Regions from separate parts of the Mus musculus genome. Here all the other regions are linked to region 1. A link is a loop called in an ENCODE intact Hi-C map of the cell type or tissue named here. Cell type or tissue: left cerebral cortex. All regions are shown on one strand.

Region 1 (4,000 bases):
AACACATAAACTACTGCATAAAAACAAAACATTCAAACATAAAAGCTTTACTCATTGTAAGTCTTAGACATTTTTACAATACTGAAAGCATCTCGGGGACAGGGATTCCTAATGTCCCCTTAATCCCTACCACTCTGGGGAGTCTTTGAAGGGGCTGGGGAGCAGGTCCTACTGGAAGGGGGCTTCTTGCCCCATCTTCTGGAAGCACAGAGGTATGTAGGAGCCAGGACTGTGGCGGAGACAAACAGCAGATGTGCCCTGATGCCCCAGGGTTTCTCCCCCACATCCCACCTGGCACTCTCCTGGGGAAAGGATTCTCTGATTCTCTGCGCTGCCTGTTCCCTTTTCCCTTCCACTGAAGTCTGGAAGACTCCAAGCCACTGCACTGTTCCCTGCTATCCCATCAAGTTCATTGCCAGGAGGCCCCCAAGACCTCCCCTCATGCCTGACCTCATGGCTTCTTAATAAATGAGCTATACACATCACTAGAGATTTTTTTTTCCTGATGCACCCAAAAGATAGCCAGATCCTGCAGCTCCCAGGACCTTCCTTCCAGGGTTTGGTAAAGTCAGTCTGCCATCAGTAGCTCTCAGACACTTGGAGAGCCCCTCTCCCCAAGCTGCTTAAGGTTTGTGCCCTGTTTCTGTGAGGACAGCTGCATCGATCCTACAAGTGCACATACCTGGAATACAGGTAACACGCAAGAGCACCCAGCCTTCCAAGTTCTCTTTAAAGTTCCTCTCAGGCTAGACGGATGCACTGTGGACCTCCATGAGAGGTTTGAACCTACCACCCCCAACCCCTACACTGGTCTCTGAGCCCCCCCCCCCCATTTTCCACCCCCAGCCGAACTCACATCTCGGAAGCGGTTCCAGTACTTGTCACGGTCATACTGGGAGACAGTGCTCAGCCACTGGTCATTGTCTAGGAAATTGGCGTTGTTGAGGGCCGCGCCACCGGCCAGCGCGTCCAGGTGCCGGCTGTCCACTTGGAGGAAGCACCACGCCGCGGCGGCCGCCGCGAGCACCGCGATCGCTGGCATCTGGGGGCAGGGCACACGGGCGTGAGCCGGTGACAACAGGGCTACCTCAAGCCCCTCACTCCCACCGGGTGTCTGGGCGCCTAGGGGCGCGCACAAGCTGCAGCGCCTGGGCTCACCGCGGGGACAGGGTGGTCCCTCTCACACCTGGGACGGAGGTTGCACCTGGAGAGCCCTTATGCATGGAAACAGCTACAAACGCAGAGCCTAGGTCACCGACTCGGGGCCGCCGTCAAACTACTGAAGACCCTCTCACCGGCTCTCCGTTGTGGGGCTCCAGTACATCTCCCCCAAAACCCGGATGCTCAATGTGCCAGCCGCACTCCCACAGACGGGCCCCACAGCTCTGGTGTAGGGATAGGGATAACGGCGCTCTGAGCATCATCCCAGGCTCTGGCAGACGGGGGCTTTGGGGTGCCCTCAAGCCGGGCTTCCCGTTCCCAGCTAAGGCAAAGGTCTCTCTGCTCCCGGCCCGCGGCTTCTGCGCAACAGGGACACGCAGAAATGCCCCCAGGCCCTGACCCTGCCAGCCCGGGAGATGGCCTCAGGAAGGTCCCAACTACGCCAAATATGCCAAGTTGGGGCTCAGTGTTCTGCGGACACGTACCTTGGGAGCCCGCCCGAGTCCCGGCGCCCGAGTTGCTGGGGTTCCTGTACCGCGGTGGCTGGGAAGGCTGATGCCCGGCTCGTTCCCTTGCGCACCTGCCGCCGCCGCGCGTCCGGCCGCTTTGTGAGCCCGCAGCGCTCTGGCTCGTCTCGGGCGCGGCGTCCGCGGGCGGAGAAGCCTGAGCTCCTAGCCGAGGCCTCTGGCGCCCCCTGGCGGCTACTTGGCGCTCAGCGGTCCCATCCGGGAGCGTGATTCATTCGCAGCTCTACAGGGCTGACACAGATTTCAAGCTCAGGGAAATGATGTTAGAAGGCCAAGAAGTCGCCAGTGTTGAGGGACTCTCAACGAGTAAGTGCTTGGGACACCCGTCTCAGAATCTCTACGGTGGAGAGAGGAGACTCTCTCCAAGAGTCGGCCCTTTAAATGAGTCCCTGTTGCGTCTTGTGCACAGACAATATTTAGGTGAACTTCTCTACTCCCTGGTTCAAGCCATACACCCAGCATCTCTAAGTCTGATCTCCAACCAGAGCCACCCCTAAGAGTCCTGTGGAACCGACCTCCAGCTTCAAGCACGGACAGAAGGAGAAAGCTGGCCTTGACCCAGCCCTCTCTTCTCTTTCCAAATACTCAGCGTGTTTGGTTTAATAGGGGTGGGAGCGACTTAACAGGTGCATCGCTGCCTACTTCTTGGCACAGCTATAGCCTATAGCCCTGAACACACACACACACACACACACACCAAACTCAAAACCCTTCAGGACACTTCCCTGAGAAACACCCAAACCCTAGTCCCCTGCACACCTGGTCCTTGCCCTCTTACCCTTCTGCCTCTGTTTGCCCCCACCCACCCACCCACCCCTGCCTTCTTGTCCCCACTTTCTACACAGGCTAGCCTTGGGGTCAGACCCCAGTGGCAAGGGCTCCTCCAGGCCTGGGATCACTTTGCCCCTGGGCAGACTTGAGCTACCAGAATATCTGAATGCATTCTGCAGCTGCCTCATCTCCATTTGTTCCGAGATTTGTGGTCCCTGTGATTCAGGCCAGGACCTCGGTGACACTGCCCTGAGAACTCAGTGTTTCTCCAGCTGCAAGCTCACTGCGCTTAAGGTCACTTATGGCAAGCGTGACCTTCCCGTGGGCTGGAACTCTCTGACAGTGCGATCTGCCTTGCTCTCAGCAGCTGCACCAGTCATGACACACCACCAACAGTCAGTATCAGAGGGATCCTGAGCCCTGCTTTTCAATATGCCACCACGATGATGTGGCCGGTTGTGAGTCGTGCTGTAATAATTGGGCAGATGGCATGGTTTAAGCATGTGAATTGCAGTTCTTGTGCATTCTGGGAGGCCTTAGTACAGGAGAAGTGGAGTCTTTTTTTTTCATGTTGGGGAAACACCTCACCCAGAGAGTATCTTATCACGGGGATGAACACAGTGAGTATCTGATGTCATAGCTGGAGAGAGAGAGGCTTGGGATAGTGAGAGGAATGCATCTCATTTCAAGAGAAACTTATGTGCCAAGTTGGGGCTCAGTGTTCTGCGGACACGTACCTTAGGAGCCCGCCCAAGTCCCAGGACCGCAGTACCGTGGCTGGGAAGGCAGCTGCCCGGCTTGTTCCCCTGCGCACCTGCCGCCGCAGCCGCCGCCTTTGTCCCGCGCTCTAGCTCACATACGGGCCTGTGCAAGCATTACCTCTCATTCCCCAGCCATGTTTTGTCAGCACCCCTGTTCTGAAGAGTCACACCCGATGTCATTTTTGCCTCCTCATAACCAGTTCTTTCATCAAGCCATCTTAATCTACCTTTGAGTTAAGTGATTGGCCACACCAGCCGCCTGCCCTGCTCAAGCCTGGGCTCTTTCTATGAACTCCTGCAGCATGGCCATTCCTGGCTCTTCAGTCGTCACGGATCATCTTTTCCAGTCGTCACGGATCTTTTTTTGTTTTGTTTTGTTTTGTTTTGTTTTGTTTTGTTTTGTTTTTCGAGACAGGATTTCTCTGTATAGCTCTGGCTGTCCTGGAACTCACTCTGTAGACCAGGCTGGCCTCGAACTCAGAAATCCGCCTGCCTCTGCCTCTGCCTCTGCCTCTGCCTCTGCCTCTGCCTCTGCCTCTGCCTCTGCCTCTGCCTCTGCCTCTGCCTCTGCCTCTGCCTCTGCCTCTGCCTCTGCCTCTGCCTCTGCCTCTGCCTCTGCCTCTGCCTCTGCCTCTGCCTCTGCCTCTGCCTCTGCCTCTGCCTCTGCCTCTGCCTCTGCCTCTGCCTCTGCCTCTGCCTCTGCCTCTGCCTCTGCCTCTGCCTCTGCCTCTGCCTCTGCCTCTGCCTCTGCCTCTGCCTCTGCCTCTGCCTCTGCCTCTG
Region 2 (4,000 bases), 410 kb before region 1:
AATGACTTTTTTTCTCTCTCTCTTTAAACTTAGCTTAAATCAAGACACTTTTGTTACACGGGCCTCATGCTTTGGACACCATTGGTATTCTAACCAAACTCCCTGCAACACCAATGTTCTGGCCTTTGACATTCAACTTTTAAATCTTTTTTTTTCATAGGTACAGAGCTCCCTGACTGTGTGACATCTGGGGCCAGGGCTGCACTAAGACCCCACTTCAAGACAGACCCAGAGGGCTTAGTCAGATGCCAGCCTCACTCTGCCTCTGTATATGATCTGAAGGCAAGGGACTGTAGGAGACTCAAGCAGGCAGAGCACAGACAGGCCTTGGAAGTATTTACTCTCAACACTCTCTGGGTTGCGGAGAAAAAGAAAAAGACTCACAGCTACTTTCCCAGGACCCATGGGCTGATGCCCAATGGGAGAGTGAGACAGCTCCTTATACAGTTTTCCACAAGGTAAAAGACAGTGAGAAACGAAGAAAGAACACTTCCGCACCATACCTGCAATTGCTCTATGGAAAGCAGGAACTGTGTTTTCTGCAGACCCCCACGGTCCTGGCTCCTTACTACCATGCTTCTTCCTCACGCAGTTCCCTGACATGTTCTGTAGCCACTTTTCCTTCCAGGTCTTTCAAGGTCTTGAAATAATTAAGTAGAACATCCACCTCTTTTTGCTCTAAGACCCTCTTCAAACAGAAGAGGTGCCGGGAGCTACCCACAGAGCTAGGAGAAGACTTACACCATTGTGGTTAGGATGTGGCTGTCAGAGCCCTCTCCTCCATGTTTGGTGCAGACTGGGATCATCCAGGTTGCTATTTGGTGTCGGTTTTGCCTATAGTTCCAATGGATCTAGGTATCTCTCGCTGTATATTTAGGAAAACAGTGAACCTGGGCTTCGTCTTGCCATGTTACATGTTCCTTAAGTGGAACAACCAAAGTGCCACTCCCACCCCCTTTATGTCCCGTCAAAGTGGCATTCCTATGCCCTTCACATCCAGTCAAAATGGCATCCCTACCCACGTCATATCAAACAACCACTTTGAGTTTTGCAACAGAGAATCATTATCATCATGACCATGTTTGTTCTGTTGGCAAGATGCAGACAGAGAGCAGGGAACAGTGACGTCACCCTGACAATGACAACACACAAGCAGAGAGTGTTGACATGACACTGATGGTGATAATACACAGGGATAAAGGACAATGATATCATACCAATGATGACACTCCAGCAGAGGACAGTGATGTCATCCTGAGGATGGGCACTCAAGCTGAAGATGCCAATGTCATACTAATTATAATGTGTCACAGGATGAGGAGGGGATGCCATGCTGTGGCTGCTGATTGAGGAGCTGTTATGCTTTGTGGCATTTTTAGGTGAAATACAGTTCACTTAATCTCACCTGTTAAGAGTGGGGCCTGCACCTTCCCTCATTCCCCACACTGTCAAAGGCCCTGCTCCCAGCTCTACAGTGGTACCCGGGAAACAGGCAGCATTTGCTTAGCTGCCCACTTGGTGGTGTAGCAGCCACATGATCTCCTACGGTTCTGATTCCAATTTATTTCATATTGTGCAGTGCTATCTTTTTTGCACAGCAGCAGATAGCTGAGCCACGGAAGAACAGTTGACTTCAGGACAGATTACAAATGATTTTTTATCTTCGAAAAGCTAGGTCGGAAACTTGAGACTATCAGAAAAGCAGAGTGCGGCGGGGACAATGATAAACTCCAGAGAGTCCTGCACACATGCTGGAAGACAGAGGAGAAAATGGGTGAGGATGGTGTGTCTCTCACCATGGAGAAGCCCTGTCAGTGGGGAAGGTGAGGGATACCAGGAAAAGGGCAAAACCTCCGAGTCCCAAAACCACAGAAAAAAGGGCTTAATATACACAGATGTGCATGTTGCTCATGTAGGTAGACATGCATGTGTGTGGGCACACAAGTGGGCATGCATGTGATGGACATGTGTGGTCATGAAGTATATGGGCATGGACATGTATGTGCATGGGCATGTATGTGTGGGCATGCATGTGTATGGGCATGTGTGGCCATAGACATATTTGAGCATGGAAATGCATGTGCATGCATGTGTTTGGGCATGCATGGGATATACATCTGTGTGGGTATGAATGTGCGTGGGCATTCATGTGTGAGCATGTGTGGTTATGGACATATGTGGGCATAGACATGTATGTGTGTGGGCATGTGTGGGCATGGACATATGTGGGCATGGACATGTATGTGTGTGCATGGGCATGTGTGGGCATGGACATATGTGGGCATGGATACATTTGTGCATGAATATGTTTGGGCATGCATGTGCCTTTTTCACTCTCTAACAGAAGCCCAGAACTCATGAGCATTTTACATAGATTAAGAACAATCATCGGGCAGTGGTGGCACACCCCTTTAATCCCAGCACTGGGGAGGCAGAGACAGGCGAACTTCTGAGTTCAAGGCCAGCCTCGTCTACAGAGTGAGTTCCAGAACAGCCAGGGCTACACAGAGAAACCCTGTCTCAAACAAACAAACAAACAACCAGTCTAATAGGAAAAATGTAAGCTCCAGAAAAGACTTAACCCTCTGCTCTATCATCTACGAGCTATCCAAATCTCATGTTTTCTCATCAGCAGTAGAAATAACATCATTTGCTAGAAGAACTGAGCAGATGAACATGATTCTCATACTAAGTACCTAATACAGGCTATCCTGTACTACAAGAAAACCTCTTCTAAGGGCTATTTTAAACACTGAAATTGATGGTACACACACACATACACACACTCATATACATGTATACACACATATATGCATACATACACATACATACACACACAGAAGAATCAGCAGAGTCATCCAGCATTTGACAGTTACTGAGACAATAACTGACAAGACAATGCCCAGGATGGGCAGCAAATGGAATCTATTAGAGGGTGATAAATGCTGTGGAGAAAAATTAAGTAGAGAAGGAGCAAAGTGAACTGGAGAAAAACTTGCTAAGAAAGTGACATCTATTAACGGTGGAGGAAGAGAGAGGGCTGTCTGGGAAAGGGAGGGTTGAGGGTATAGTCATGTGACATGCATGTCTGTAGTGGAGACCTGTGAACTTACAGCTGCATAAGTAAGCGGGGGTGGAAGCAGGTGACAGGGACATCAATCAATGTAGGGCTTCACACATCACCAAGATGTCTTCAGTTTTCAATTAATCTGAACAAGATGTGGAGTTGGTTGTTGGTGTGTCCTGGATAGTGGTGGCATACACTCGCTCACATGTTATACATCAGTGGGGCTACTGTGTTCAGAGAGGACATGGAGCCCAGGAGATCAACCAGAAGAGATTAAAATAAAACCCAAAGATGCCCCAGCTCTCTATCAGAGTCACAGTAGTAGTAGTGGGAAGAGTATATTTAAAAATGCAGGTAGGTGCTGTGCCGATGTGATTGGCTGGTGGGTTATATGTGAACTGCGAGGGAGGGGGAAGGGATCTTACTGTTGCCAGGGGAAGAGCAGGGTTAATGACTTAAGTTGGCTCAGGAGGAAGCAGTTTGTTTGGGACATATCACACTTGCTGTGCATGTCGTAATCCATGCACAGACGACGAACGGCCTGTGTGTATTTAAGTCTGGAGTTCCAGGTAGGAGCGGAGGCAGCGTAGCTGTGATTCACCGGTAGAAACACAGAAAGAAACATATATGCACAGAGACACACGGAAAGGCCTGTGATTATATAAGAAAACATCCATGATGCACAAAAGCCAGTATGCAAAACACCCCAATTTGACTTAAGCTTAAGAAACCGAGTGTGGGGCTGGAGAGATGGCTCAGCAGTTGGGAGTGCTGACTGCTCTTCCAGAGATCCTGGGTTCGAGTCCCAGCAACTACATGGTGGTTCACAGCCATCTGTAATGTGATCTGATGTCTGGTCTGGGGACAATTACAGTGTACTCACATAAATAAATCTTTTTTAAAAAAGAGGAAAACAGAGTATGCATGTGTGCA
Region 3 (4,000 bases), 390 kb before region 1:
GTTGAGAAACTAGGAAATCAGGTAAGGCCATTTAAGCACAGATTAGCCTCCATATTCACACTATCACAGATATAAATACAACCAGCCCCCATATTCACACTATCACAGATATAAATACAACCAGCCCCCGGATGCTTCTAGACCTTTAACCTGCTGTGCCGTAAGTGCCCTCCCCAACTACCTGAGAAGCGGAGAAAGACAACACTGAAGAAGTCTGTACAGGTGCTCCAAACACTGACCTACTTAAAACACATGTGCTAGCACATTTCCCAGCCAATCCTCGCTTCTGTTTTGCAACAACACACCAACCCGTTGGTGTGAGTGAACGACTCCTGCAAATGGCCGGTGAATCTTTCTCTCCTGTGATTTGTAAAGCAGAGCTAATAACTTCTCTCTAGTTCACTGCTCACGCAGGACTCCACACTCTTCCCGGGGCCTTGCATGCTTGGGGTATTATTATTTTTAACGTTTTATTTAAATTGCTTTCTCCGCTGCATTTCGTCAATCCGTCTTCTATTTTTAAACCAGACTGTTGACGGTTCACAGTTGACAATTCTGTTCACAGTTGATGAATTCTGATTTGTTTTCATTCGCCCAAAATCATGTCACAGTAGAGGGAGGGAAATAATCCCCAGGCTTTGCTGGCTCTAATAATTGGGCGTGAACTGAGTGAGCGGCCACTGCCTGCAAGCGTCAGACGTTAGAGGGTCCCTCCAGCTATTCCCTCCAGCTGTGCCAGCCTCGCTGATTTTTCTCAAATGGAGTCAGATCTCTCTACCTCTACCTTGCTACCTTTCTCTGTAGCTCTTTCCCCATTCACTTTGTTTCTCCATTCAGTTCCTGACTACCCACTTAATATTCCTAACCCCGCCCCCCAGATACATTATCTGTCTCCCCCTCCTCTGCCATATCAATACCATGGGGACAGTACTTTCCCCTGCTGGCTTAGAGCCTAGACTGTCTCTGGCTGATGGAAAGATGGCCAGCCTCCTGTCAGTGCCCAGGACTTGAACGGCTGGGGACTCTCTGGAAGGAGTCAGGTGGAGAAACAAGAGATGGATCTTTGGCTCCATTCAGAACCTTCCCAAACATGCAAGCAGGTGCACCTTCCTCTACTAGCAGTTAAAAGACACGACTTTGACATCTGGTTAAGAGCACCTGTTGCTTAAGCAAAGGACTCTAGTTTGGTTCCCATCACTCACACGGTGGCTCATGATCTGTCACTCCAGTTCCAAGGGATCTGATTGGCACACTCTTCTGACCTCTGCCTGCACCAGGCACACGCTGTGGTTCATTTACATACATGTGGGCAAAACACGCTCATACACATAGAACAAATAAATCTAAAAATAATTATTTTAAATACTGTAGCCACAATTGTGGGACTTGAACCAAGTTGGGGGGTGGGGGGACCAAAAGGCCCCAACCAGAGGACCTCTGACAAGAAAGCTGCCTAGAAAACCATACCTTGGGATGAGGTAGGGTAGGGCAGGGTGGACAGCCACTGTCTGGGTTAGAAGAATAATAGCAAACATGATAGTTGCCTCCTTAGTACTTAGGTGCAAAGCTATAAGAGTCTTTTGGGGGAGAAAGCATAATGATTTTAATGTGAATCACAGTTTTAGGTGATGCTTTAAAATTATTTTTCCATGAGTGCAATGGTAAATGTTTTCTAAGGTGGATACATAGAAGGACGCCCCTATCTGTTGACAGGGGTTACTCATCAGAATGTCTGGAAACTGCTAAATGCTTCAAGGGAAAGGATACAGGTGTATATGGAAAACATAACGGCAAGGATGTTAACAGCTACTGTATCTTGGTGATAGTGGGCAGAGGTTACTCATTCTGTCTTAAGCTCTTTATATACCCAGTGGTTACAGAAGCAATAGCTTGGGAAGGGATTTTAACTTGCTTTGCCTGTTGGTTCCTGAAGACTTCCCAGAATCCTAAGCACAGGCCACTTTAGCCAGCAAGCAAGGTCCTTGCTCCTGTTTCCCGGTAGAGGGCGGACTCTTAATGAGCTGTGACTGGATCCTGCTGGCTAAGACCTGCCTAACCCTCAGGAAAGAGCAGACCTTCAATAAGTTGTTAAAGAGGCAATAATTGAGGTTCTCCCTAGACATAAAATCTTTAGGATAAAAGCAAGCAGGACTCAGTCGAAGGCTAAATGCACAAGCATCAACACAAAGATTTTAGTTAGACCTTGCAGGGTTACTCTTTCCTCCCGTTACAAAGCAGGAAACTGAGGCTAAAACTGAGGCTAAGAGACTTGTCTGTTTGCTCTCTTAAGAAACTTCCTTTCTCTCCCCCCTTCCATCTCACCCCTTTCTCATATTCTGTCAATGACTTGCCAAACCCTCTCTATAAAAGAGAGGGCAAAGTTCAGCCAATTCATACACAAATTGCTTTCAGATGAAATGCTGAAAGACGTTAACTGTAAATTGTATATAACAAAGCCAGTGCCTAGTGTCACACACAAAATACCAAAGACATATGCAAGGCTCCATATAAAGGGGGCTTTAGAAAAAAATAAATGATGTGATGTTTTGCACACACACACACACACACACACACACACACACACACACAGAGAGAGAGAGAGAGAGAGAGAGAGAGAGAGAGAGAGAGAGAGAGAGAGAAAGCAAGCATGCACAGGGAGGGCAAAGATACTGTAACAGTTTGCCACTCCCCAACCCAGACCCTGTTACAGCAGAGATATTGTAACAGGTTGCAGCTGAGATCAACATCCACAGCTTCAGTTTGCCGCTCTTCCCCCCACCCCATGTAATATACTTGGGGAAAGAAGGTGGCCCTCCCAGAGGTCTTCCCAGTCCAGCACATGCTCCACTCCCCAGACAGCCCCGTTCTGAGCTCCATTTCTGGCTTCCCATTCCAGGCGCTTCTTTTCTTTTGATGCTCGCTGCCGGTTCCTTCTTCCTCTTCACTGGCTGTTCTGCTAGGACACCTCTGAGGGCTGCAGACAATTCATAGTTCTAAATGTATATGGCATATCTCCTCCGTCTAGAATTCCTGGGGACAGAACAGATGAGGAAGGGCTTCTGGTCCCCAGGCCTGCTTCCTCTTGGTGCCAAGAATAGCACCCAGGCACCGTGAGTGCTTGATAGAGATGCCAACTGAAGAACAAGCAGAAGAGAAGGTGGTGCCCAGAGCTGGCTGGTGCCCTGTGCCTGCTTCAGCTATCAGTTCAGACCAAGATGGGGCCCTGTAGCTGGGGCAAACTCACAGACTGATCAGGGCTGGTTTTCTCCTAGCCACATGGAGAAGAGCTCCAAGAAGAAACTTAATTGCCACAGAAATAAAGAAAGCTAGCAGCCCAGGGAAAGACAGATCTGCTCCGGCATTTCACGTTCCCATCTGTTCCAGTTTCCTCCAGGGCCCCGCCTCTGTGCCTAGGGTCAATCCCTTACATTCCCCCACCATCCTGGCTATCTTAGTCGGGCTTTCTATTCCTGCACAAACATCAAGTTGGGGAGGAAAGGGTTTATTCAGCTTATACTTCCACATGGCTGTTCAACACCAGGGGAAGTCGGGACTGGAACTCAAGCAGGTCAGGAAGCAGGAGCTGATGCAGAGGCCATGGAGGGATGTTTCTTACTGGCTTGCTTCCCCTGGCTTGCTCAGCTTGCTTTCTTTTTGAACCCAAGACTGCCAGCCCAGGGATGCTACCACCCTCAATGGGCCCTCCCACCTTGATCACTAATTGAGAAAATGCCTTACAGCTGGATCTCATGGAGGCATTTCCTCAAGAGAGGCTCCTTTCTCTGTGATAACTCCAGCTTGTGTCAAGTTGACACACAAAACCAGACAGTACGCTGGTCTGTTTATCTGTCTGCTTCTAGAAGGAAAAAAGCATCTCCTTTGAGACCTTGGCACACAGCAAGTACAAATGTAGTCCATATTTATCTGTGGGGTGTGTATCGTATAGCCCCATGTGTCACTATATCCATGGTATAGAATGAGATGCTATAGGTGCGATGCT
Region 4 (4,000 bases), 140 kb before region 1:
AGTCATTCCCTGGGGGCAAAGAGGTGGCCTCACAGCTAGAAGCACACATCACCTTTAGTGAAAGAGTTAATGCAAGCACAGGACGTCCCTTGTCTTCACTCAACATATTCCAAGGCCCCCAGGGGACAGCAGAAATTATGGACTGTCTATATTGTTTCCTTCTTTGTGTATATATCTATAACAAACTTCATTGTTCAGTTTATATACAGTGCAGTAGATTACATTAAAGCAGGACAGTGATGTACTGTAATGAAAGTTACGTGGATGTGGGCTGTCTGCCTTTGCTTTCCTGTCTCCTTCTATACCTCTCTGAGAATATTGTACTGTACTATACCCACCATTCACTATTACACATGGTCACGTAGGATAATATACTTAATGAGCACACAGTGGCTTAAGCAAGCTGTCTATATGACCAACAGGCAGGTAGTGTATGCAGCGTGGAAATACCAAAGAGATGACTTCCATCCCAAGAACAACGGCGAGCTAAGTCATCACACTCCCCGGAAAGCACACAGATAAAATCCATGAATGATGTTTAAATGTTTTCCTTTACTGTCTGCCAGCCATGGGTAACCAAAGCTAGCTGAAACCGAGGGAAGCCAAGCAGTGGGTAGGGCAGGGATAACTGCAGTCACATGGGAGAGCTGGACCTTGTATCACAAAGGAGAGTTCAGTTCTGCCTTCTATAACAGGTTCAGCAATGTTCACCCAAACAGGCTGGAAGCCACAGGATTTCCCAGAGACTTTTCTTCCCCTCAGCAAATCTCATCTCGGCCTTTTTGGGATCTGAACTTGCTGTGTGGAAGCTTATTTCACGCAATTAACAGCCCTTCCCCCAAGCTACAAACGTGTATGGGGTTTGCTTACTTCAGAGTCTCTGAGAGAAAAGATGTCACACATCCCCTCATTGCCACATTTTCAGAGGCTCCTGCAGTCTACACCTGTCTTGTCTACACGAGGAAGGTCCACAGTGGCCCTAGTGGGGATGCCCAACCCAAGCACGGAGCTGTGAACGCCAATCCAGCCATTACTGCTTCAACTAGACATTTGAAAAAAAATCAAAACCTGAACGTTTTTGTCTACTTCCAAGTCAGAAGTCTCTCCACCACGGCAACAGCTATCCTGCTGTGAAGACGGTTGTCACATCTTAGCTCACAGTGACCCAATGTCACACACTGTCACAGAAGCGGGCCGGAGGCTCACAATGTGCACTAGCTAGCACAGCATCTCTAACAAGGGTGGTTTTGCCTCCCAGGGGTGATGGCAATGTCTGGAGATATTCTGATCATCACAAGCAAGGAGAAAGAAGGGTTGTCAACATCTAGTGTGGGGGTCAGGTGCCCCTGCACGGCTGTCCACACAAGGACGGTCCAGAATATCCACAGTGCCCAGGCTGTGGGTCTGCTCAGAAGAGTGGTTTCAAATAACACTAGCTGGCATAAAAGTTTAAATACACATATTATAAATCTACCCAAAGAGGTCTGTTTCAGTTGTTCAGGTGTGTGATGCTGCCTTGAAATAAACACACAGACACACACACACAGACACACACACCCCTTTCCCTCAAGTCACTTCAAAGTGTATGTTTGCTATTTCCTCAAGCACTGACTTGCAATTCCGAAAGCTGCCACTAGGCAGCAGTGCTGCTGGCTTGGGTAACAAAAGTTTTCTAAAACGTTCTCAAAGTCTGGAAGAACTAGGTATGCTTTCTTTTCCCACAAAGACAAATTAAATGAATGCAGGGTTTGTTTCAGTACAGAACCTGAAGAAACACTGTATCTACCAGTATTTGACAGACATGGCAGTCAAATCGCTGGGGGTTACCAGTTCACAAAAGCCCCCTCTGCTTGCCGCATGCCTTCAGAGCTGAAAATGGAAGCCACACAGTCACACAGCCTCAGCTCAACAAAGGAAGTGACCATCCAGGGACTCAGCTGGTTTCTAAGGATCACAACCTAGTCAAGCTGTGCCCACTCCCAGGCCCCTCCATTAAAGGCAGAGCTTGCATCTTCCTTTGTATACTGTCCCTGATGCTTTGTCTTTGTACCTATAATCCACACAGAGGGATACATAGCCTGCATTCTACAGCCTAGTACAACCAGCTGGTCTTATCTCAAGGTTTGCCTGGAGTTTGGCCTCTAAAGCACAGGCCCTGTGTCCAGGCAGATGGCTCAGCAGTTAAGAGCGTTGACTACTCTTCTAGAAGACCAGAGTTCGATTCCCAGCACCCAAGTGACAGCTTACAGCTGTCTGTAACTCCAGTCTCAGGGTACCTGGCACCCTCTTCTGGCTTCTACAAGTACTGCATGTATGTATTACACAGATATACATACAGGCAAAACATCCATATAAAATAATAATAACAAAAAAAATAGAATCTCAAAATAAATTTAAATACAGGCCCAGAGTCTGGCAAGTCCCGATAATAATGCTCCTAGAACAGGTGGCACACCCCCCCCACACACACACACCCCTAGCCAAGAGGCTCTTAAATTCTGTCCCTGTTTCCAACTATCCTAGAATGTAGACCCTGAAAGAATCAACTTGACCTCATTCCAGACCCTAATCCAAATCTGGGGCAAGGGGAGCAGAACTCAGAAATATTGAGCCAATTCCTAGTTAAGGCTGCTATACAGGACAGCTGAGAAGCCGGGCTCCCATACAGTACCTTAATCTGTTTGCCTCTTTGCCGGGTAGGAGCCTGACCTCAGACTCAGGCTGTGGAAAGGCTGTGGGGCAGACCAACCTCAGTGGCGCTGATGTTGCAGGCGCCCTCCTAGGCTGTATTCCTCACTAAGAGCTTCCGCCTGCCCAGCCTGTCTGGCTTTCAGGGTCTATATGATATAGACTTCAAGGTAACAGGTTCAAATGCTCACCCACGCCACACACACCCCTGCTTTCCTGTCTGCCGGCTCTCAGCAACTTCAGGAGCACCGAGCCTTCCCTTCCACTTACGCTAAATTCCTTTTGGCTTTCTCTGCTAAAGCATCCTGGAGTGGTTGGAAAGAATGAGCCCTGGAGTCTAAGAGTATGGCAACCCTGTGGTCCTCTCCCAGACCAGGGAGCCATGATCCCCAAAGCCATCAGAAGCTTGTTCACCTCTTCTGCTAGAGCCCCACCTGGTCTGGAGTGGCACGCCCCAATCGAGAGTACGTATTTTTCCAGAGCTGCGCCATCTGATTCAGGCCCTGTTTCTAGCTCCAAGTCCCCAGTCAAAGGCAGGAAGCCATTGGGGAGAAGAAAGGGATGCAGATAATCAACCCTTGATTAACACTGAGGAAGGGATGCACACAGCCTTTTCTCAGCCATCCAGTTTGGAAGGAATGCAAATGAGATGCTGGGTAGGAAAAGTCTGCCTGAACAGCGAAGCTACGACAACGCACAAACAGAAATTATCACTCAAATGAAGGGAACTAAATCAGGAAACATAGCTTTTCCAGCAAATTCTCCCAGACCCACTTTCTTTCTTTTTTTTTTTTTTTTTACTTTTTTAAAAATAATGATAATTTTTATTCTTATAAAATCCCTTCGTGTTCAGTATCAATTCCAGGTAAATGATACATTGGATGCAGTCCATAAACAGGATAGAAAGTAAATGGTGACATTAAAAGAGTATTTACTGCAAAATACCACTGGAAAAAGTTCCCATCCCAAACACAAATCTATCTATCTATCTATCTATCTATCTATATATATATATATATTTCTTTTTTTATTACATATTTTCTTCAATTACATTTCCAATGCTATCCCAAAAGTCCCCCCTCCCCCCCCCACTCCCCTACCCACCCATTCCCATTTTTTTGGCCCTGGCATTCCCCTGTACTGGGGCATATAACGTTTGCCTGACCAATGGGCCTCTCTTTCCAGTGATGGCCGACTAGGTCATCTTTTCAGACCCATTTTCTTAAGTTAAAGAAAAAGGTCAACATCTCCTGAAAAGGGGTCACAGCTCAAAAGGAAGATCCCAGCTAATGCTGTGTGCCCGCTGGGTGCT
Region 5 (4,000 bases), 630 kb before region 1:
TATTTCATGAATTTGTTTTGCTCGAGAGTTATGGAATGCCTGTAGTGTGTCCCAGATGTCGCTGTCAGAGTGGGTGGTTCTTAAGTGTTCATTGGTGACTCTTTGGTGTTTCTGACCTTTCCCATGGCAGTTTGTGGGGAATGAAGTCACACACAGACATTTCTGGTGTCAGCATCCTCATTTAATCATGACAGCTGCTGGCCAGTGCTTTGAGAGCTGAGCAGTGTTTGCTAGCCTCTGAGTGCTTGCCAAGGTACCTAGGACACAACCAATAATCACTAAGTGATAATAACCTGGCTCCCAGTGTGTGTTGGTGACAATCCTTATTCTCATTTTGGGCGTACATAATCAACCATTTTCTGGAGTAAGCATCCCCAAATAAAATAATACACACATTGAAAAGTTTAAAAAAAAAAAGACTTCTAAAAGATTTTAAAGTGACTTCAAACACCTTAATCTCTATCAGAAGTTTACTGAGGTAGCTTAGTCACCTCCTTGCCATCGAACATTATTTGCTTTTTTAAAATATTTTATCTAAGGTTGCAAAGATTTTTCTCCTTGTTTCCACAGGTCTCTAGTAAATTTGGCACATATGGCCTTTTCTTTCTTTCTTCCTTTCTTTCTTTCTTTCTTTCTTTCTTTCTTTCTTTCTTTCTTCCTTCCTTCCTTCCTTCCTTCCTTCCTTCCTTCCTTCCTTTCTTTCTTTCTTTCTTTCTTTCTGTTGTTGTTTGTTTTTTGTTTTTTGTTTTTGTTTTTTATTTTCGAGACAGGGTTTCTCTGGACAGCCTTGGCTGTCCTGGAACTCACTTTGTAGATCAGGCTGGCCTCGAACTCAGAAATCTGCCTGCCTCTGCCTCCCGAGTGCTGGGATTAAAGGCGTGGACCACCACACCCGGCTGACCTTTTCTTTTAACATCCTACATGTTTTGACCTAATTGGAACCCTCTAGAAACTTTGTCTTTAAGTAGCACCATTATAGATGCAACAACTTAATTTAGGTGTTTTCTCTATGTTGGGATGGTCAACTGGGATCACTTACAGCTTCCATTCTTGCTACTGAGTGCCTTTGCATTGTAGGTATGGTGTATGCATGTGTGTATACATGTGCACACTCTCGGGCATGCACAAGGAAGCCAGCAGAGGACATTGGCATCCCTTCAGTCACTTTTCACTTTGTTCTTTTGAGACAGGATTTCTCGCCAAAGAACCTATAGTCTGAGGTTTGACTCTGTGTGCTGGCCAGCAAACTCCCGTCATCCTCCTAAGTGTTTTCCCAGTGCTGGGGTACCAGGCACATGAAGCCATGCCTCGTTTTTATTTAGGAAAGATTTGAACTCAGGTCCTTGTGTTTGTTCTGCAAGCCCTCTTAGTCACTGAGTCATCCACTTAGCCTGAGAATCTTTTATATACACACCACTTACACACTTTGGTTCTCTACCTCTTAGGATAGATTCTGAAAGGATGAATGTTAGGTCAAAGGTCTGTAACCTTGTTTACAATTCTTGATATTTTCTAGCAATCCTCTCTGTACAATGTATGCCACATACACTCCCATAAGAGAATTTTAGCATTTACATGAGGAAACTCGAGCCTCTGCCAACAGCACATGTTCCAGCTGTGTTGTTACATCCAGTGCTTATAAAGGCCTCCTGGGTGAGCACAGGCATGTGATGTTTTTGGGGTCGTGTGCGTGCACATGCGCGCGCATGTGTGTGTGTGTGAGTGTATGTGCCTGTGTGTTCGTGTGTGTATGTTGTGTTGACACAACCTAATTTTAGATACCAAGTTTAGCCTTTGCATTTCTTTTGCTTAATACTTCACCTGTCTCCTTTACGTTGTCCAACCAAAAGTAGCTTCCTTCTTGATCCCCCATTTCAACAGCAACCATTGCTCCCAAGCGATTCATTTATTTCAATCTCCATATAGAGAAAACTAACATTAACAACCATTTCATTTAGTCAAAAACTAACAACAAAAAAAGCTCTCAATGAAGCTATATCTCCAAGTTGCCAGCAGGGGGCACTGTGGGCCTTACTCTACTTCAGAAACAATCAGGCACAGTCAGGTTTTGAGATGGTTCCTCTTAGGGGCAGGGGCTGTCCGCTGAAGGAATATTAAACTAGTAGCCCATGTACAGAGCGCTTTTCCAATGAGACTCATTGGGTTTCTTTCTGCATGATTTATCCACACAAGTGAACAATTGTGTTTTAAAATGAATGTGGGGCCATGATTTAAAAAGACATTGAATTGTTTTAGGTGGGTATGTTAACGTCACACTCACTCCCATGGATATAAGGCCAAATTCACATTTTCCTTTCAGAGTTTAATAGAGCCAGGAGTCGATAAAGGTCACGAAGAAGCTCTGCACGTTTGTACACTTTGTTCTGTGGGAACTGTTGATGTATGGTCACATTAGCTCAGGCAGAAGGCTTGCTTATGCTCTCTAAAGTTGCCCCTCCCTGCCTGGTCCACGGCCATAGCTTCCTTAATGATGTTCTCTGCACCACTTCAATTCCCATGCTCACCTCAGCCTCTACTGCTACTGCATCCGGGATGAATGAATGGGACTAAACCCATCTCATCCCTTTCCCGAGACGCACTCGTGGCTCCGTGTGGGAGAACAAAGGCCTTCCTTGTGTTTTGGTCCAATGCTGACCTCACAGTCGAGCCTCTCCTGGTGCTACCTGACAGGCGCCACGCCCTGCTTCCTGACACCCGCGCTGCTGCTATGGCCCAGGAGCGCTCATCTTCTGCTGCCGTGTGAGTGGCCCCTCCAAAATCTGTGCGCTGGACAAGTCTCAGGCATGAACTTTAAGAGCTGGGGCCTGGTGGGAGGTATTCAGTTCACACAGGCCGGCCCTGCCCTTGTGCGTAGATTGATACTGTTATACAAAGGGACTGGGAGAGAAAAATCCCTCCGTCCCCAGTCTTCTGTGTGATACAGTGTTACATCCCCCCCTCCCCCCGCCCGGGGGTTTGCAGCAGAAGATGCTGTGTGGAACCAGGGAGTGAGTCTACTGACACCAAGAACTTCCCAGCTTCTCAAGCTGCCACGGCAGCGCAGACTGGACAAGGTGCCCTCCCTGCAAGGTGGACTCTGAGCTCTCTGCGCTCTGCTGCTCTATTCTGCTCTCCAGGCCCCACGGAGCTCTCTGCTATACCCGTTCTTCACCGTTTCTCCGAGCTAACTTTCCCACCCTCGGAGCTAGCATGGTCTTAGTCATTCTTCAAAAGCCAATTAACAGGTCGCTTCTCACTCACACCCTCCCTAAATCTCCATGTGTGATCTACCAGAATTCTTCAAAGAAGCAGAGCCCGGAAGGAACCACAGACGCCAGCCAGTCTAAAGCTAAAGGCTTGAAAATCCGGAGACGGGTAGTGTGGAAAACAGAAGAACACAAGGCCCAGGCTATAGTTAGACAACATGGCACTGATATGGATAGGTGGGACAAATCAGCTAAATTGTGACTAGCAGTGGACAATTTGGGGCCAAGAGTCAGCACAAGTTAGCTGATACCTAATGTCTGGGGAAGCCCAAAGTACAGAGTGATTTCAAATGCTATCTAATTTTTTTTCAGACACATTCGTGTCATTCTGTATAAACATGGCCTTGAGGGCAGAGTGGGTGTGTGGCTCTAGGTCAGTGTGCCCACCTCTGTGCATCCTGTGTGCCCATCTCTCTCTCTCTCTCTCTCTCTCTCTCTCTCTCTCTTTGTCTCTCTCTCTCTCTGTGTGTGTGTGTGTGTGTGTGTGTGTGTGTGTGTGTGCTTGATTGTGTATAAGATTATGCTTGAGTGCCTGCCTAGCAGTCTTTGACAGAAGTAAATAACACACATCTGCCCACAGCTCCTCAGAATCTCTTCACCCTCTTAGCTTCCTGGGACTGTCCTCCCTGCCACCCTCCTCCCTATGATGATCCTCCCTGCCACCTTCCTCCCTGTGATGGTACTCCCTGCCACCCTCCTCCCTGTGACAGTCCTTCCTGCCTCTCTTTTCCCTA
Region 6 (4,000 bases), 130 kb before region 1:
CATTACCCCAAGGTACCACTCCATCTGAACCTTACGGATCTTCCTGGGAGCCAGGAAATCATTGCTTGATTCACTTCATATTGAGGTCCAAATGTGAATTTTTAAGATGAACAGAACTATCACCTCTGATAGGGACACCGGAAGTCTGGTCTCCTTCCCAAAGATTGTGCCTGGCTCTGTAGACTCTGCCACAAACCAGAAAGTGACCCAGTTGGGCCCACAAGCTAGGGAAGAAAATCACATTATACAGCTGTACACTGTGTATCCATGAGAGAGATCACCTAGCAACAGTTGAGTGAGACCACTCACTTTCCCAAGGCCAAAAATCAGCTCTCTCTCTATCCTTCATACGTGCCACAGAAACAAAGAGGACATGCACTGACCCAGGACTGCAGTTTACTTAACTCTGGTCACTTTCATGCCACAAACATAGGCAGACAGACAGACAGAAAGGTAGACAATCTTCCTGATAATATCCTCCCAGAGAACATTACTGTTGCACCAACCGTGATCAAGAAATAAATCCCTCCGAGGGAAATTCAGCTGCTGCTTCCAAACGCGAACACTCTGGGTGGCTGTATGTTTAAGAAGTAGTCTCTGTTGGTTTTCTGACGAACTGTTTATCTCAGAGTTTGATATTCCTTGGCTAAACCTTTCCCAAGACTTCTGTTCAAACAGATTAAACACTAGAAACTTTGAAGGGTTTTTCTATGCCTCCTGGACAAACTTTCAAAACTTACAAGATCAAATAAAGACTCCTGGTACCCTGAACTCCAATTTAATAGCCGCGTTTTGGATAGTTTAGGGAGTATAAACTCATCACAAAGGCTTCAGGATGGAACAGAGGACAGATACTTAAGGCAACATCTCTGGGATGAAGGCTAAAAATTGTCTATCACAGCTAGCTCGCCTCAAAGGATGTCTAAATAAATCAGACCCACCAGGGAGCCCATGGTATAAGACCTACATCAATAGCAATCTTTTGAGCATCGTGCCCATACGGAATAAGAAGTCTCCCTCTAACTGGGGCAAAGGACCCTCTGAAGAATAAAACTTTGGGTCATTTTACAGCAATGCCCCTCTAGGGATTAGAATGGGGGTTGCATCGAGGTGATATCCTCATCTGATTATAAAACCCTCTTCTGACTGTTCATCATGGAGACCACAGCTGCCCCCAAGGTAATGAACAAGGCCCAAGCACAGTCTCAGAGGCAGCTCTGCCTCTGATGAAAGACCAGAGCGTGGAAAATCAATTAACAGAGTTAATATATGCAAAGCACTTTGAACCCTGAATCAAAATTAGCTATTATATCAATAAAAATAATAGCTCCCACTTATTGAGTGCCTACTACGTATCAGGCAGCAGGTTAAGGATGTGTGCTCTCTAATTTAATCCTAGCAGCAGGCCCTACAGGGCAGTGATAATTCCCACATTTTACAGACGAAGATCAGGACATGCAAACCCCGTTAGTTGCTGCCTCGCTTGCAGGCTTCTGCTAATGAAAAGCCAGTTTTGCTTTGCTTTTTTTTTTTTTTTTTTTAAATAAAGCACTGTAGTCCATACTAAGCAGCAAATTCAGTCTGGTGCTTTTATGTGCTTACCCAAATTAGATAAAGATAAAAATCCAAAAAGCAGTTCATACATGCATACATTTCCTGAAACATTTCCTGTGTTGTGTACACACACTACAACACTGGGCTTTCTATGTCACATGATTTTGTGACCATCTGTCCCCTGCTGAGAGGAGTCTGTGACTCACAGATTCATCCCACAGCAAGTTCACAGACACATGTACTCCTGAGTCCCCCGCAGGGTTGTTCCTAACCAAGTCTGTCTAATGGGCATCCAACAAACAAAGGGGACCTGCTTCCACTAGGGGGCGCCCTGTGAGCTAACTGGACCACAGAACTCCCAGAGTCTCACTCTGCTGTTAACTGTATCCTGCAAGACTCAATGTGTGATCACCCCCTGCCGGATGTCTGTCTCCCAGAACAATGCTTCTTGGGAGGACACCGAAAAGACTCCATGGGTGATGTGTGGGCTGCTCCACATTCCCCACCTCACAAGGCATGGGACACAACACATTCCATCTCCGCACAACAGTCTTCTGACCCCACCTGACTGGGAAATGATGGGAAAGCATTCAGGAGGCAGCCGGGAGCCCTGCCGTCTCGGCAGCACCCATGAACCTCCAGGACTAAATAATGTCTCAGCCACGCCTATCCTCAGATTCATCTTTATCTAGGGCGGGGGCTTTCTCCTTGGAGAAAACCGCTTCCTGTTTCAAAAATACACCCACCATTGCCCAGAGAGCCTGCTGGCTTTCATGTCTGCAGTGCCTGGCTTTACTCCGGAGGAGCTCCATGCTAGGAAGGCAGTGGTGATCACTGCACAGCAGTGTCTGCGGTTCTACCACTGACTGTAGACACAGATTCCCTCCTCGGGGTGTGCTGAAATGGGAGTGAAGTGTCCCCCACAGGCATGTGTTTCAATACTTTGTCTCCAGTAGGTGGCACTGTTTGGGGATGTTACAGAAACTCTAGGAGACGCAGCCTTGCTAGAGGATGTGTGTCACTGGGGTGTACTTTAAAGGTTTGTAACCTCCAACCACGTCCTATTCTCTTTCCCTCTGACTCCTGTGTGCAGACAAAAAGCAGCTCCCCAGCTTCCAGCTCCTGCTAGCTCGCCTTTCCTGCCATTATAGACTCACTCTGGAACAGTGAGCCAAACATGCTTTTCTTTCTTAAGTTGCCTCTGGTCATGGTATGTGATCACAGGAACAGAAAAACAATGAGCACTATGCTTTTATTCTATTTCATTCATTCAGGTATATGGCCCAGAAGGTGTTCAGCCATTCCAAACAGAGTTAGCCAATCAGGATTTCTCAAACTTCCTCCAAAGAGGGGACCTCACAGAGAAGCTGGCTGGCTCTGAAAATTGTTCTGTCTTGACCATTTCAAGAGCAGTGATGAGGCCCTGCCCACCTAGCTTCTTTTTTTTCCCTCACATTAAAGCAAGTATGCATGATCCTTGTTAAGGACTGAATGTCCCCGTCCTTCGACCTCATATCTTTATGGAAGAAACCTGACCCGCAGCATGACAGTATTTGGAGGGAAAGCCTTTGAAAGGTTACTGGTTTTAGATGAGGTTACATAGACCATGTTGTATGGTTACTAATCTTGCAAGAAAAGGAAGAAATGTCAGAGTCATTCAGCCCCTCTCTCTCCCCCCCCCACGCTCCCCCCCTTCGTGAGGAGCTGACCACCATCATTTGCAGGTTAGGGAGAGGGCCTCACGGAGGGCTGAATGTATAGTACCTTGACTTTCCCCTCCAAAACTGAAGAAAGAAACCTCTGCTGTTTAAGCTACCACATCTATGGTGCTTTGTTAAAGAAGTTTGAGCCAAGCAAGTGTGCAGCCTGTGTTGTTCTGGTCACCTGCCCTGCTAGTCTGTGTGTGAGCTCTGTGAAGGGACAGAGGACCTCAGCTCCCTACCTTATGCCTGGCACCCAGCACAGGGTTTAGGATGTAAGAAACACTAGAAATATGTATTGGATTGAAGGATATGGGGATGGGTGAGTGGGTGAATATGATCAGGCACAAAGATTAAGATTTTGAAGACCATTCAGCACTGGAGGGAAGGGTTACAGTATAATACATAAAAATGTGGGGAGTAAGATTACATTAAAATTTTGATTCCAATTATGTAAACATGTGTGCACACTTAGGATCTGGAAGGAATTGAGCTGGGGATGCCAATAGCGATTGTCTCGGGTGCTAAGATCTGGACTGACTGCTACAGTTCTCTTCCTTTTGATGTTCCAAAAATTGTATGTATTGCATATATAATCCAAAAATAAGGTTACACTCCTATAAAGGAAGTTAGTTAGGAAAAATATGCCTCCCCTTTTTTTAATCTTCAAAAGCGGGGCAGATTGAACCAGGAAAGTAGCCGGGACTATGAGGAACCCAGGGTCCCTGAACGCAGAGCTCCTATCT
Region 7 (4,000 bases), 190 kb before region 1:
GTTAACATTATTGAGACTGTTATAGACTATTGGGACTTTTGAAGTTGAACTAACTATATTTTACATGATGCTATGACTAGGTATGGCCCCCATAGACTCATGTGTTTGAATAAGCCTATAGGGGCCCGAGAGTGGAATGTGGTGGTTTGAAAATGCTTGGCCCAGGAAGTGGCACTAATAGGAGGTGTGGCCATGTTGAAGGAAGTGTATCATTGTGAGGGTGGGCTTTGAGACCCTCACCCTAGCTGCCTGGAAGTCAGCTGCCTGGAAGTCAGTCTTCTCCTGTTTGCCTTCAGTTCAATATGTAGAACTCTTAGCTCCTCCAGCCCCGGGCCTGCCTAGACAGTGCCATGCTTCCCACCATGACAATAATGGATTGAACCCCTGAACCTTATAAGCCAGCCCCAATTATATGTTGACCCTTATAAGAGTTGCCTTGGTCATGGTGTCTCTTCTCAGCAATGGAAACCCTACGACAACTCCTTTTGTTTCTCACTAAGGCCCCATGGTAGCTGTAGTAGTGGACCTCTCAAGAAGGCAAAAGAGGAAGCAACCTCCACCAGAAGCCTTGTTTAGTGATTAGGGCCAGGACAGAGTCAAAATGTGTATAATGACAGAGTGCACAGGAGGTGGGGTGGAAGAAACCAAAGACTGAATCCAGCTTCAGTCTATCATGGAGAGGAATTTTGCCATGAACATTCAGACTGCTGGCTGCCTCACAGGCATGTGTATAAATTGACATCATTAAACCTGGGTGAGGAGGGAAAGAGCAGACACTGTAAAGCAAGAGCTACATGTGTTCTACTCAGAGCAGCCGACACTTGGTGATGCCTGGTATCCATGAGTACGCAGTCATAAAAGGCAGCCAAGATACAAGAAATGTCCCTCTCACATCCTGGATTCTATTCTATAGGTGTTGTCCTTGAGCCAGGGAGGATTCTTAGTGTGGCAGAATTTTAGGTTTCTTGTGGGCTTCTGTACAGTCTGAGCTCTCCCAAACATGAACAGTTTCTGCCCCCAAGGCTTCCAGACAGGATTCTGCCTCCTAGACGATTGTATATCCCTAGACCTCTCTGTGGATCAGACATTCAATTCTTAAGCTATCAGAGAGAAACTGAGGCAGTTGTCATCACAGGCCACAGTCCCATGACAGTTCCAAGAAGAGTCCTTAGCCTTCACGAAGACTGTCCCTCTCCCATCTTGCCCCACCAGAGAACATCACCTCCATGGACCTCAGCAGTAAAGACTGAGTTAAAGAAAAAAAAAAGCCACATTTATTTTCTTGTTCTTGTTCTCATCTCCAACACAAAGATGAGATGAGATTTTTTTTCCCCTCAGAAACCCCTGGAAGTTTCTGTGATTGTCCCCAGACAGACACTGGTGAAGAGAGAGAGAGAGAAAGCAAATTGCACACTGCAATTACTACGCTCTGAACTCTCAGACAGCCCATCTTCACGCTGCCATTGTGTTTGTGTCTACGGATGGCTGGTTCAGGCGGGGCAATCATCCCCAGAGCCCTTCACTACTGCAAAATGCTCAAACAGCAGTGTGGGCAATTACCCAAAAAAACAGCTGTTTATGCTTGGGGCGGTACCTCCAAGGGAGGAAAACAATAGGTGGGTGGAAGTCACAGGAATAAAAAAGAGAAAATACTGTTTTCAAGGTAAAACTGAAAAACTCATTGACAGAGTGATCAATACTCAGAATGGATCATGGAAAGACAGAACACTCTGAATATAGAATTAAGGAAGGCTCTCAAAAAGTCACTGATGCATCACAAACAAGAACTGAACTCTTAACAATCCAAGGGACTCAGCTGCAAGTACTGATGGAGTCTCACCCAGCAGAAGGGCGTTCAAGCCCCTCAGCACCTCTTGTTTCTCCTCCATGGTCACAACTCCACCAAATGAATTCGGTGCCTTCCTAGTTTTGCTTCACTGTTGTGGTAAAACAATGACCTGAACCAAGTTGAAGACAGAAGGGTTTACTCTGGTAAACCAGAAGCCGGGAAGTCGGGGCAGAAACAGGAACCTGGAGACAGGAACTGAATCATGGAGTAAGTGCTGCTTCCTGACTTGTTCAGCCTCTTTATACAACCCAGAAACACCTACCTGGGTGATGCCACCCACAGGAGGCTGAACCCTGCCCCATTAATCACTAGTCAAAAAAAAAAAAATGTCCCATGCTGATACCCACAGGCCAACTCCTCAATCAAGGTTCGCTCTTCTCAGGCAACTCTAGTTTGGGTCAAGTTGACAAAGCTACCCAGCACAGTGCTGCTGACACCTTAAAGGGACAGGCAATGATATACCTGTCACTCTCTTGAAGCCACAAGACAGGTAGCCAAGGGACTCAGAAAACCTTGAAAAGAATTGATTCTGTCTCTCCCAGGAGCTTGATATAAATGGCCCACAATATAAAGCAGCAGAGTCCAGTTTCTCCTCACCATATCTTTGCCTGAGAAAGGGTCGAGAGGCCACAGACACTAACCACAGGCTTCTCCAAGAGTACCGAGGCCTCAATAACTTGCTTTCTTGCCTGGACACCAAGCTGCCTTTCAACGGAAACTGATGACCTTACGTGAACAAATCTAGCCCAGCTTGGTGGTTTTTTTTTTTTTGGTTTTCGAGACAGGTTTTCTCTGTGTAACCCTGGCTGTCCTGGAACTCACTCTGTAGACCAGGCTGGCCTCGAACTCAGAAATCTGCCTGCCTCTGCCTCCCGAGTGCTGGGATTAAAGGCGTGCAGCACCATGACCAGCTACCCAGCTTGTTTTTAACTATTGAGCTCTACCATGTTTTACCAAAACTCCTAGATCCTCCTCTATCCCAGAAAGATAAGATGGAATGTCTTCCTAGACAACAGACAACCTTACAAGGCTCCAAGGACATAGTCAATGTCACCCACTTATTTCTGTGATGGGGACTTAGAGACCAAGGATCATCCCAGTTTCTCCTGAGCACTGAGCTCTTCATAGCACAAGGCTCATGTGCTCTGACTGGCTGGAGCCACACAGGGAAACACAGGGACTCAACTTCTCCCAAAGAGAAAGGCTCCAGATTAGAACTCTGTAGCCTCCCACGGGACTCCACATGGACCTAGACTATATTTTATTGCATGTGTGACCCCAGTGTCAGAGAGCATCTCTTTCTAACTCAGCTCCCTAGAGTTTGCAAGGTCCACGCAATTTAACCCATGCCAAGTGCTAACAAAGGGTCTCAATTGAAAATGTTCTTTAGTGTCTGGCTCCCATCTGTGTTCAAGTCAACTTGTCTGCTCCCCTTCTTAACAAGGCCTGCCCATTACATTACCATTTCAGAGGAGAAAGGATGAAAGGGAAGTTTGGTTGAGCTGTCTGTCCCTTGCCTTTAAAATACAAGGCACACACTCTGTGGTCAGAAGTGTGGTCTGGGCCCGACTGAGTATCTGTTAAAAAGAAAGAGACAATCCTGAACAAGCCAGGGGCTAAGATGTAGAAAGGCTCTTTCACAAAGAACCAAGACTTGGGGCAAAAGACCACAAATTTCCCCATGGGAACTGTGCCAGTTGAAGCCAGAGAGCAATTCACAGTGCTCAACACAGGGCTTTCTCACAGGTGCTTCTTTAAAACAACTGAAAAAAGCAAGTGTCCTCTCCTCTGAGGGAGAGCACTGTGAGAAGACTTTCATCAGTGAAAACTTGTGTCAGACGTACACAAATCTATGAGCTGAACACAGATGATTCTGTTAAGAATCATGCAGGAGGAAGGTGGAGACATGGCTCTGCCATTACAGCCACCTGCTGCTCTTCTAGAAGCGTCAAGTTCAGTTCCTAGCACTCACATTAGGTGACTTGCAACTGTCTGTAACTCCAGCTCCAGGGGATCCGACGCCCTCTTCTGCAGGCAAGCGCACTCAGGTGCACAAACATAATTAAAAATAAGTTTAAAAAAAGAAAAAGAATGGGAAAGGATGTAAGAATAGTTGTATTCTGCGAAGTAGATACTCACAAGCTCCTTATT

What was found. Hi-C counts contacts between places; a loop is a spot of excess contacts. Peaks named below come from ENCODE experiments on the same cell type or tissue, not always from the same donor. Only the 100,000 strongest peaks of a DNase experiment are listed, where the experiment ranks them.
Region 2: it touches region 1 in a loop (4-fold over the local background); 4 of 42 quality-filtered maps call a loop at or near these places.
Region 3: it touches region 1 in a loop (3-fold over the local background); 12 of 42 quality-filtered maps call a loop at or near these places.
Region 4: a loop joins it to region 1, with 2.9 times the contacts of the local background. A loop is called at or near these places in 10 of 42 quality-filtered maps.
Region 5: it touches region 1 in a loop (16-fold over the local background); 19 of 42 quality-filtered maps call a loop at or near these places.
Region 6: a loop joins it to region 1, with 4 times the contacts of the local background. A loop is called at or near these places in 12 of 42 quality-filtered maps.
Region 7: a loop joins it to region 1, with 5 times the contacts of the local background. A loop is called at or near these places in 5 of 42 quality-filtered maps.

Annotation. Positions count from the first base shown.
Region 1 is chr13:57,906,546-57,910,545 of GRCm38, forward strand. Spock1 (sparc/osteonectin, cwcv and kazal-like domains proteoglycan 1) reads right to left here and starts at 1,787. Exons shown (of 12, transcript NM_009262.3): 1 at 1,647-1,787; 2 at 857-1,042. The coding sequence starts at 1,042. In left cerebral cortex, a CTCF peak has its summit at 1,864 (motif pointing left); DNase peaks (open chromatin) are centred at 332, 1,103, 1,450, 1,856 and 1 more place; H3K4me3 peaks cover 1,848 bases; H3K27ac peaks cover 1,738 bases.
Region 2 is chr13:57,500,232-57,504,231 of GRCm38, forward strand. All of the region lies in intron 7 of Spock1 (sparc/osteonectin, cwcv and kazal-like domains proteoglycan 1), which reads right to left. Among named protein-coding and RNA genes, the nearest start is that of Gm33240, 58 kb to the left of the region's middle. In left cerebral cortex, a CTCF peak has its summit at 1,522; a DNase peak (open chromatin) is centred at 1,571.
Region 3 is chr13:57,519,351-57,523,350 of GRCm38, forward strand. All of the region lies in intron 6 of Spock1 (sparc/osteonectin, cwcv and kazal-like domains proteoglycan 1), which reads right to left. Among named protein-coding and RNA genes, the nearest start is that of Gm33240, 77 kb to the left of the region's middle. In left cerebral cortex, a CTCF peak has its summit at 1,999 (motif pointing right); DNase peaks (open chromatin) are centred at 2,010 and 3,135; H3K27ac peaks cover 855 bases.
Region 4 is chr13:57,765,291-57,769,290 of GRCm38, forward strand. All of the region lies in intron 2 of Spock1 (sparc/osteonectin, cwcv and kazal-like domains proteoglycan 1), which reads right to left. Among named protein-coding and RNA genes, the nearest start is that of Spock1, 140 kb to the right of the region's middle. In left cerebral cortex, CTCF peaks have their summits at 1,636 and 2,300 (motif pointing left); DNase peaks (open chromatin) are centred at 1,629 and 3,236.
Region 5 is chr13:57,279,648-57,283,647 of GRCm38, forward strand. It overlaps 1700072F12Rik (a long non-coding RNA gene), which reads left to right and starts at 2,716. Exons shown (of 2, transcript XR_873502.1): 1 at 2,716-2,760; 2 at 2,983-3,619. In left cerebral cortex, a CTCF peak has its summit at 2,016 (motif pointing right); DNase peaks (open chromatin) are centred at 2,038, 2,417 and 3,245.
Region 6 is chr13:57,777,518-57,781,517 of GRCm38, forward strand. The region is part of intron 2 of Spock1 (sparc/osteonectin, cwcv and kazal-like domains proteoglycan 1); the gene reads right to left. Among named protein-coding and RNA genes, the nearest start is that of Spock1, 130 kb to the right of the region's middle. In left cerebral cortex, a CTCF peak has its summit at 1,895 (motif pointing right); a DNase peak (open chromatin) is centred at 1,852.
Region 7 is chr13:57,716,760-57,720,759 of GRCm38, forward strand. The region is part of intron 2 of Spock1 (sparc/osteonectin, cwcv and kazal-like domains proteoglycan 1); the gene reads right to left. Among named protein-coding and RNA genes, the nearest start is that of Spock1, 190 kb to the right of the region's middle. In left cerebral cortex, no CTCF peak of the experiment used is centred here; no DNase peak of the experiment used is centred here.